2 separate regions of the Homo sapiens genome follow, and region 2 is linked to region 1. A link is a contact called in ENCODE Hi-C data. All regions are on one chromosome and are shown on one strand. The core of a region is the stretch at or near the end of the contact, and the rest is flanking DNA. Distances in the headings are between cores, read along the strand shown.

Evidence for each region. A loop is a pair of places that touch in the nucleus more often than their neighbours do. Pooled maps may share reads with other maps.
Region 2: a map of B cell shows a loop between it and region 1 (22-fold over the local background). The contact joins the promoter of DHFR here to the promoter of WDR41 in region 1. A Hi-C loop is called at or near these places in 2 of 168 maps with a recorded cell type or tissue (B cell and naive thymus-derived CD4-positive, alpha-beta T cell) and 7 of 50 pooled maps.

The regions. Positions count from the first base shown.
Region 1 is chr5:77,490,637-77,494,791 of GRCh38, reverse strand. It overlaps WDR41 (WD repeat domain 41), which reads left to right and starts at 2,476. Exons shown (of 13, transcript NM_018268.4): 1 at 2,476-2,622. The coding sequence starts at 2,572. RefSeq lists silencers at 2,171-2,310, 2,751-2,970 and an enhancer at 2,091-3,014.
Region 2 is chr5:80,652,536-80,656,690 of GRCh38, reverse strand. DHFR (dihydrofolate reductase) reads left to right here and starts at 1,708. Exons shown (of 6, transcript NM_000791.4): 1 at 1,708-2,287; 2 at 2,634-2,683. The coding sequence starts at 2,202. MSH3 (mutS homolog 3) reads right to left here and starts at 2,039. Exons shown (of 24, transcript NM_002439.5): 1 at 1,727-2,039; 2 at 160-280. The coding sequence starts at 1,963. RefSeq lists an enhancer at 1,418-2,186 and a silencer at 1,604-2,213.

The DNA of each region.
Region 1 (4,155 bases), core at 1,227-3,726:
TGTGTTGTTTATGTCCTCTATTTCTTTACCTTGTCTGGTTGTTCTATCTATTATTGAAAGTGGACAGATGAAGTCTGCTACCATTGTTGTAGAACTATATCTTTCTTCAATTCTGTTAAGTTTTGCTTCATAAATTTTGAGGGTCTATTATTAGGTGTGTAAATATTTGTAATTGTTTTATCTTCTTGCTATATTGACTATTTTATTAATATATAACATAATGTTTCTGTCTTTGAAAACTTTTTTGATTTAAAGTCTATTTTGTCAGCTGTTAGTACAGCCACTCCAGTTCTCTTTTGGTTACTATTTGCATGGAATATCTTTTTCTATTCTTTCCCTTTTGATCTATTTGTGTCTTTGATCTAAAGTCAGTCTTTCATAGACAGCATATAGTTGGATTCTAGAGTTTGGTTTTTTTTTGTCAATCTGCCTTTTCTTTGGACAGTTTAATCTATTTATATTTAAAGTAATTACTGATAAAGAGGAATTTCTATTTTTCTATTTGTTTTCTATATGCCTTATAGTTTTTTTGTACCTCATTTTCTCTATTACTGCCATCTTTTGTATTTAGCTTATTTTTTGTAGTAAATGTTTTGATTCCCTGATCATTTCCATTTATGTATATTTTACAGGTATTTTTGTGTTTACCATGAGAATTACATTTAACATCCTAACGTTATAACAATCTCATTTTAATTTATACCAACGTAACTTCAATAGCATACAAAGACTCTGCTCCTATATTGCTCCACCCCCACCCTTTCTATTGATGCCACAAATTACATCTTTATACATTGTGTGCCCAATAATATACTAATCTTGTAAAAAATTCTTTCTTAGCTGTCCTAAGAGGAACCAAGGGAGGAAGTGTTCAACCCTGGACCAGTGCTTTAAAGCATCAGCAGAATGTCCCTTACATCAGAGTAATGTGGCATTGGGCAAACCCTAAAGAGCATGGGGCAAACCCTAAAGAATGTGGATAATCAGAAGAATAAAATGTAGGCTATTTGGGCAACCACATTGTCTCACGTGAAGATATTCCTTCCAGAACTGAACTCCTGATGTCTCTGAGTTTTGTTTTACTTAAAGATAAGTCCCTCTTTCCCAGGGGATAGTCTCTGTTTTGGTCTGTCTTCAACTGTATGCAGACTGCAATTTGGGGCTAGCACACAGAAGGCAACATGCTCCTGATCCTTGGGAGTGTGTTCTTGCCGAGTGCACTCAAAAGGAATACAAAGATGAATTATAGGAGATCCGAGTTCCAGAGGGACTGTAAGTTTGTGTAGCTGCTCACAACCAACTTAGCTTAAAGTGGGATGTATGGCTCTCTCTTATTGGTGACTGGGACATTATGCCTTGTCCCTCCAGAGCAGCATTTTATGTGATTCCTTTCTGCTTCTCTAGTGCATCTGTGTCCAATACATGTTTGCTGAATTAATGCATTAGTTGGGACATTTGTAGATTCCCTACAACAATTTACTGCTAGGAGGATTATTTGAACCTAATACATATGCAAATATATATATTTATACTTTTGCAAACATGATATGTATAAGTAGTTCCTAGACCAGTGATTTTCAGACCTTGCTACTCATCAGAATCACCTGAGGAGCCTTCCCAAAACCCCGATTCCTACGTCCCAACCACAAAGATTATTTTAATGAGTCTGAGGTGGAAGCCAGGAATCTACATTTTCAAAAGCTACCCAGGTAATTCTGATATGCAGTCAGCATAGATAACCACAGCCCTTTGACTACCTAAGAAAATGTAGTAGTCAAAAAAAGGTATATGAACTGCCTTCTATTCTTTAGGGAGATTCTATGTTAATATAGCATACGGTCAAGAACACTACCAATGTAGCCACTTCCTAGCTGTTATCTTTAGACAAATTACCTAATCATTCAGAGCTTTAGTTTCTTGATGTGTAAAATAGAGGATATAGGTTTACCATGAGGATTTATGTAAAGCCTTAGCACAGTAGCTGTACTATAGCACACAGTAAATGTTGGCCGGATTTATTCGGCTGTACACATGAGCCACTGGATTTGTCTGGATGCAGAAGTCTACTGCGGTACACCTTCTTCAGCAAGCTCTTGGGAAAGCAGGGGAGATTTCCTGGTACCCTAGGAAGTGGAGGATACTAAAGCCATGTCACAGGGAGGGGCATTATTCTTCGTGCGCGCTTGCTCGCCGGGGTCGGGTTGCTGCTCCGCGCGCGTCCACCAGGGGCCGCTCGAGCTACCTAAGCTCCGTGCGCTACCCGGCGGCGCTCCCGCGCGTGCTCACTCGGAGCAGCGCGCGCCCCGCAATCGCCGCAGCCGCCCCCGCCGTCGGCCGCCGCACCCCAAGCGACTGCCCAAACTAAGCCTCCGTGGCTGGGTACGGGAGCGCTTTGGGGACAAAAATTCTCCCTCAACTGTGGTCTGCATTCCTTCGGCCCGTGGGCTGATCTGGGGCGGGAAGTATTAGCGTCTCAGTTGCGCTGCAGCCGGGGAGGAAGGAGGAGGCCGAGCCTGGGGCGGAGTTTGGGCTGACTGGGGCTGGACCGGGCAAGACGCCGCCGCTGCCCGGATGTTGCGATGGCTGATCGGGGGAGGCCGAGAACCGCAGGGACTGGCCGAGGTAAACCCCGGGTGGGTCTGCTCTGCGTCCGTCGAGCTTGCTGGAGGGGCGGCTTCGTTCCGGTTCGGCCTTCCTGGGTTCCGACCGCGGGGACCCGGGCGGAGGCGGGGCTGGCTGCTGAGCTCGTGCCACGCGCTGTTCTCACGACGGTGGGGGCGGAGGGCGCGGGAGCCGGAGCTCCTCAGACCCGGCGGGACCCCAGGCGCACCCTGGAGCTGCAGACCCCCGGCCCCGTCCCACGGCTAGCTGAATCGTGAGATCCTGGCTCAGGGACGCTCAGCTGGTCAGCAGTCCTATTGGGACCTGTGACAACTTAGGGCTTCTGGCTACCGAAACTATCTTCATTTCCACTTAAAAAGTATACGATTTAGCTAGAAACGAACGAGTTGTGACCGCAGCTTTCCACTTTTGGTTTATTTGAATTGGTGTCTCTTCCTGGCGTCTACTGATACTTGGTCAGGGAATATAAAATTAATTTACTTATCCAACAACCGAAAAAGGATATAATTATTTTTAAAAAGTAATCTGCTTCAAGGTCAAGAACATGATTTTCTAATTAACTGCTGTTTTTGGTTTCATAGTCACACTTTCTTCATGGGCCCGAATAATTGAATAGACCGTGTGTAATGAAATTTACATTTGAAATGTGAATAAAATAATTTTTGCAGTCTTGGAAATTTTGAGGTCCCAAATTTATTTCGTATGCCACACAAGAACTTTCATGCGCGTCCGTGTGAAGAGACCACCAAACAGGCTTTGTGTGAGCAATAAAAGCTTTTAATCACCTGGGTGCAGGCGGGCTGAGTCCGAAAAGAGAGTCAGCGAAGGGAGATAGGGGTGGGGCCGTTTTATAGGATTTGGGTAGGTAAAGGAAAATTACAGTCAAAGGGGAGTTGTTCTCTGGCGGGCAGGAGTGGGGCAAGGTGCTCAGGGGAGCTTTTTGAGCCAGGATGAGCCAGGAAAAGGACTTTTACAAGGTAATGTCATCACTTAAGGCGAGGACCGGCCATTTTCACTTTTGTGGTGGAATGTCATCAGTTAAGGCGGGGCAGGGCATTTTCACTTCTTTTGTGATTCTTCAGTTATTTCAGGCCATCTGGGCGTATATGTGCAAGTCACCGGGGATGCGATGGCTTAGCTTGGGCTCAGAGGCCTGACAAGAACAGAATTTGTGAATTGCATTTTATTTCTCATAAGAAGTATTTGTTTAGATTGTTAAAAGTAAGAAATTGGATTGTTGAGAGTAGGCAGTCTTCTCAATTTTAACTTCCGCATGTCTTTGCAGTTGACGGTATTGTCTGTTTTTAAAAATTTCTTATTTCAGATTAATCCTAAATCCTTGAGATTGTGGATTATTGAATAGCCATATATGGTATATACGACATTTTGGATAATTCTGTTTTAACCTGGTTCTTTGGTTAATCATGTTATTTGCTTAACCAGGTCTCCCATTCCTGGCAAGTTTTCATTGGAGGAGAAGCAGTTTATATAGTTTTCAAATTTCTCACCACAATCTCTTCTAGAAGGAAGACA
Region 2 (4,155 bases), core at 459-2,958, 3.2 Mb before region 1:
CATCACCATCACCTATAGGGGGCCACTCTGCTCAGGAACAAAAGGGACCTTTCTCCACAAAGAAAAAAGACACAATTCTAATACGCTCTTCTGCCCTCTGGAGAATTCCAGAATACCAGAGCCATGACTGAGGAGAAAAAAGAATCCCCCACAACTCACCAGAGTTGCCAGACATTCCCAGATCACTTCCTCCTTCCTTTTGTTGGACTTTCTTTACTTTCTTTTTAACAGGCCCATCATTTTCCAATGGTCTCTTCTTTCTTCTGTCAATTTCTGTAGCCTATATCGGGAAGGTTAGAAAATGATGTGTTATCTCTACTCTGAGAAGGCCTGACGTATGTGAAGCAATTTAAACCTTACAACTGAATGACAAGGTTCCTTGCCATCCACTCTTCAAAGAATCCTCTACTTTTAGCTCTGGAAAACCCTATGGGTGAACTGTTTTTAACACCATAAAAGACAAGGTAGAGTCTGATAGTCAGGAGCCTCAGCAACTCAAGCCGTGTTTAGAATTAATTGAAACCAAGGCTGCTACCGGTCTTGATTCAATGAGCCTTCAGCTTTCTCTAATTATAAAACTTGAATCACCCTACTTACATATGCTAAATAAAATACCTCTAAGAAATAAACAGTTATGTAGCAAAGGCACAGAGGGGAAAAGATAGGTAATAAAAGAACAGTATCATTTTTGACATGTTCACTGCAATTTAAGTGTTTCCTGTTTAAAAGGTTTATGTTCATCACTAAAGATGTGACAAGATTATGAATTTTTTCTTGGCAGAAAACTTGCCAAAAGCATACATAAGTCCTTCACCAGCTACCCTTTAAATGGTGGGTGCAAAATTTTGGTGAATTCATGAAAACGTAGCTCGTCCTCAAAAAAAACAGAAGAGGAGTAATCATTTTAAGGGAGAAATATATACGAAAGGAACAAGATTTTGAAGCACCCAAGCTGCCACCTACATTAAAACACGGTAGGTGGCTAAACACCAGTCTTCAATGCCCTTCCACAGCCTCAATCTGAAAAATACTGTGCAGGTGACCCAAGTGAGGGGTCACCCTTGGGCTTTTCCTGTGGCAGTATCTCTGGTTTAAAAACAAACAAACGTACTTATTGCGTTGAAGGATGGCAACAGGAAGGACTCCATGATTAGTCACATCTATACCATCCTAAGAAACTTTATCCACCCAAACTGTATTTCAGACTTTATAATCTAAACTACAAAAAGAGTTCACTGGGGAACTGCACAATATGACTGCTTTTAACCGTAGTGATTTCAAATATTGAGCCATGCTGTTGCAGTCTTAAAAACTGGAGACCTAAGGGCAGCTTTCTTCTAGTCACCCAATCCAGCACTTTTTTAAAAAATCAGTAAAACTCTTCGACCACCAAGGAAAAAAAAAAAGGATGGAGGTTAAAAGACGCACCCCTTGCCCACAAGCCCCCTCATCAGAATGGGAGTCAGGAGACCTGAGTTCCTGTCTCAGGCCTGCCATTAAAAACCTGCATAACCTTTGCCTATCTCCTCAAACGGAAGTACTAAAACCTCAGCGCTTCACCCAATTTGTAGCCCCGGCTGGGCTCTTCCCACCTTCCCCTTCTTCAGCCCGCCCCTTCCTCCTCCAGCCCTATCATCGGGCGGAGGGTCCCCGCCTCCGCCCGCCTTACCCACAAGCCCCGCCCCCCCAGCCCCGATGGCCCTGCCCAGTCCCAGACAGAACCTACTATGTGCGGCGGCAGCTGGGGCGGGAAGGCGGGAGCTGGGGGCGCTGGGGGCGCTGCGGCCGCTGCGGCCGCTGCAGCCGCTGCAGCGCCAGGGTCCACCTGGTCGGCTGCACCTGTGGAGGAGGAGGTGGATTTCAGGCTTCCCGTAGACTGGAAGAATCGGCTCAAAACCGCTTGCCTCGCAGGGGCTGAGCTGGAGGCAGCGAGGCCGCCCGACGCAGGCTTCCGGCGAGACATGGCAGGGCAAGGATGGCAGCCCGGCGGCAGGGCCTGGCGAGGAGCGCGAGCCCGCGGCCGCAGTTCCCAGGCGTCTGCGGGCGCGAGCACGCCGCGACCCTGCGTGCGCCGGGGCGGGGGGGCGGGGCCTCGCCTGCACAAATGGGGACGAGGGGGGCGGGGCGGCCACAATTTCGCGCCAAACTTGACCGCGCGTTCTGCTGTAACGAGCGGGCTCGGAGGTCCTCCCGCTGCTGTCATGGTTGGTTCGCTAAACTGCATCGTCGCTGTGTCCCAGAACATGGGCATCGGCAAGAACGGGGACCTGCCCTGGCCACCGCTCAGGTATCTGCCGGGCCGGGGCGATGGGACCCAAACGGGCGCAGGCTGCCCACGGTCGGGGTGGCCGACTCCCGGCGAGAGGATGGGGCCAGACTTGCGGTCTGCGCTGGCAGGAAGGGTGGGCCCGACTGGATTCCCCTTTTCTGCTGCGCGGGAGGCCCAGTTGCTGATTTCTGCCCGGATTCTGCTGCCCGGTGAGGTCTTTGCCCTGCGGCGCCCTCGCCCAGGGCAAAGTCCCAGCCCTGGAGAAAACACCTCACCCCTACCCACAGCGCTCCGTTTGTCAGGTGCCTTAGAGCTCGAGCCCAAGGGATAATGTTTCGAGTAACGCTGTTTCTCTAACTTGTAGGAATGAATTCAGATATTTCCAGAGAATGACCACAACCTCTTCAGTAGAAGGTAATGTGGGATTAAGTAGGGTCTTGCTTGATGAAGTTTACCAGTGCAAATGTTAGTTAAATGGAAAGTTTTCCGTGTTAATCTGGGACCTTTTCTCTTATTATGGATCTGTATGATCTGTATGCAGTTCCCAAGGTTCATTTACCATTATTAAAAAATTTTTGTCTTAGAAATTTTATGTATGTCAACGCACGAGCAAATTATCAGGCATGGGGCAGAATTGGCAGCTGGGTGGAGGCTTCGGTGGAGGTGAGCACTCCGAAAGGAAAACAGAGTAGGCCTTTGGAACAGCTGCTGGAAGAGATAAGGCCTGAACAAGGGCAGTGGAGAAGAGAGGGTAAAAATTTTTTAAGGTTACATGACCCTGGATTTTGGAGATCTCGAATTTAAAGGTGATGCACCAGGGATGAACGCTCAGATTTTCAGTTTGAAAGCTGGCGTGACATGTAAAGGAGTGGAGAATAATGTACCATTGTAATGATGAGGCGCCTCTAGGACATCTAGGATAATTTCAGGCGTGGGGATCTAGGTGAATTGAACTGTTGGAGGGAAGGGAATAACCAAGGAAAAGAATGTGGGGGTTGAGAGATGCCCCGTTTAAAACCTAAGAGACCTGGATATTTATGGTTGTAAGAGGAGGCATGGCAGAGGAAATGGAAACAGTAAGAAAGGAGCAGATGCTGCATCTCTTTAATGGGACAGATACAAGGCATTTGGGTTTGACACTTAGGTCACTGGTAGAGATGATGACAAGAGCCCGTAGCTAAAGAATTGATAAAAGCCAGTCTCAAAAATCCCAATATAGTCTGGTAATGTTAATGTTTCTTTGGTTCAGATAGCTGACTCTCAAAGTTATTTTCCTAAGAAACTGAACCAAAAGTGGACGCTATATGTAAAAAGTTTTTATAGAAGTGTTATAAGAGTAGGATAGAGACATAATTAAACATGTTTTAAGGTAATTGAGTGGAACATTAAGCACCTATTTTTAAAAGTATGATTTAATATCAATCTACAAAGTACACAAATATAATACAATTGTATCAGACAGTTGTGACAGCACTGATTAGAGGCTGAACATTATTCTAAGTCTTTAATTCCCACAACAACCCTAGAAGCAGGAACTATTGTTATCTCTATTTTATAGATAAAGTAAACCACAAGGGGTTAACACGTTTTGTCTTGTGGGTGACAAAATGCATTCAACTTGAGCACTTTGACTCAGAATCTTTTTTTTTTTTTTTTTTAAGAGGGAGTCTTGCTCTGTCGCCCAGGCTGGAGTGCAGTGGCGCGATCTCCGCTCACTGCAAGCTCCGCCTCCCGGGTTCACACCATTCTTCTGCCTCAGCCTCCTGAGTAGCTGGGACTACAGACGCCTGCCACCACACCTGGCTAATTTTTTGTATTTTTAGTAGAGACGGGGTTTCACCGTGTTAGCCAGGATGGTCTCGATCTCCTGACCTCGTGATCTGCCC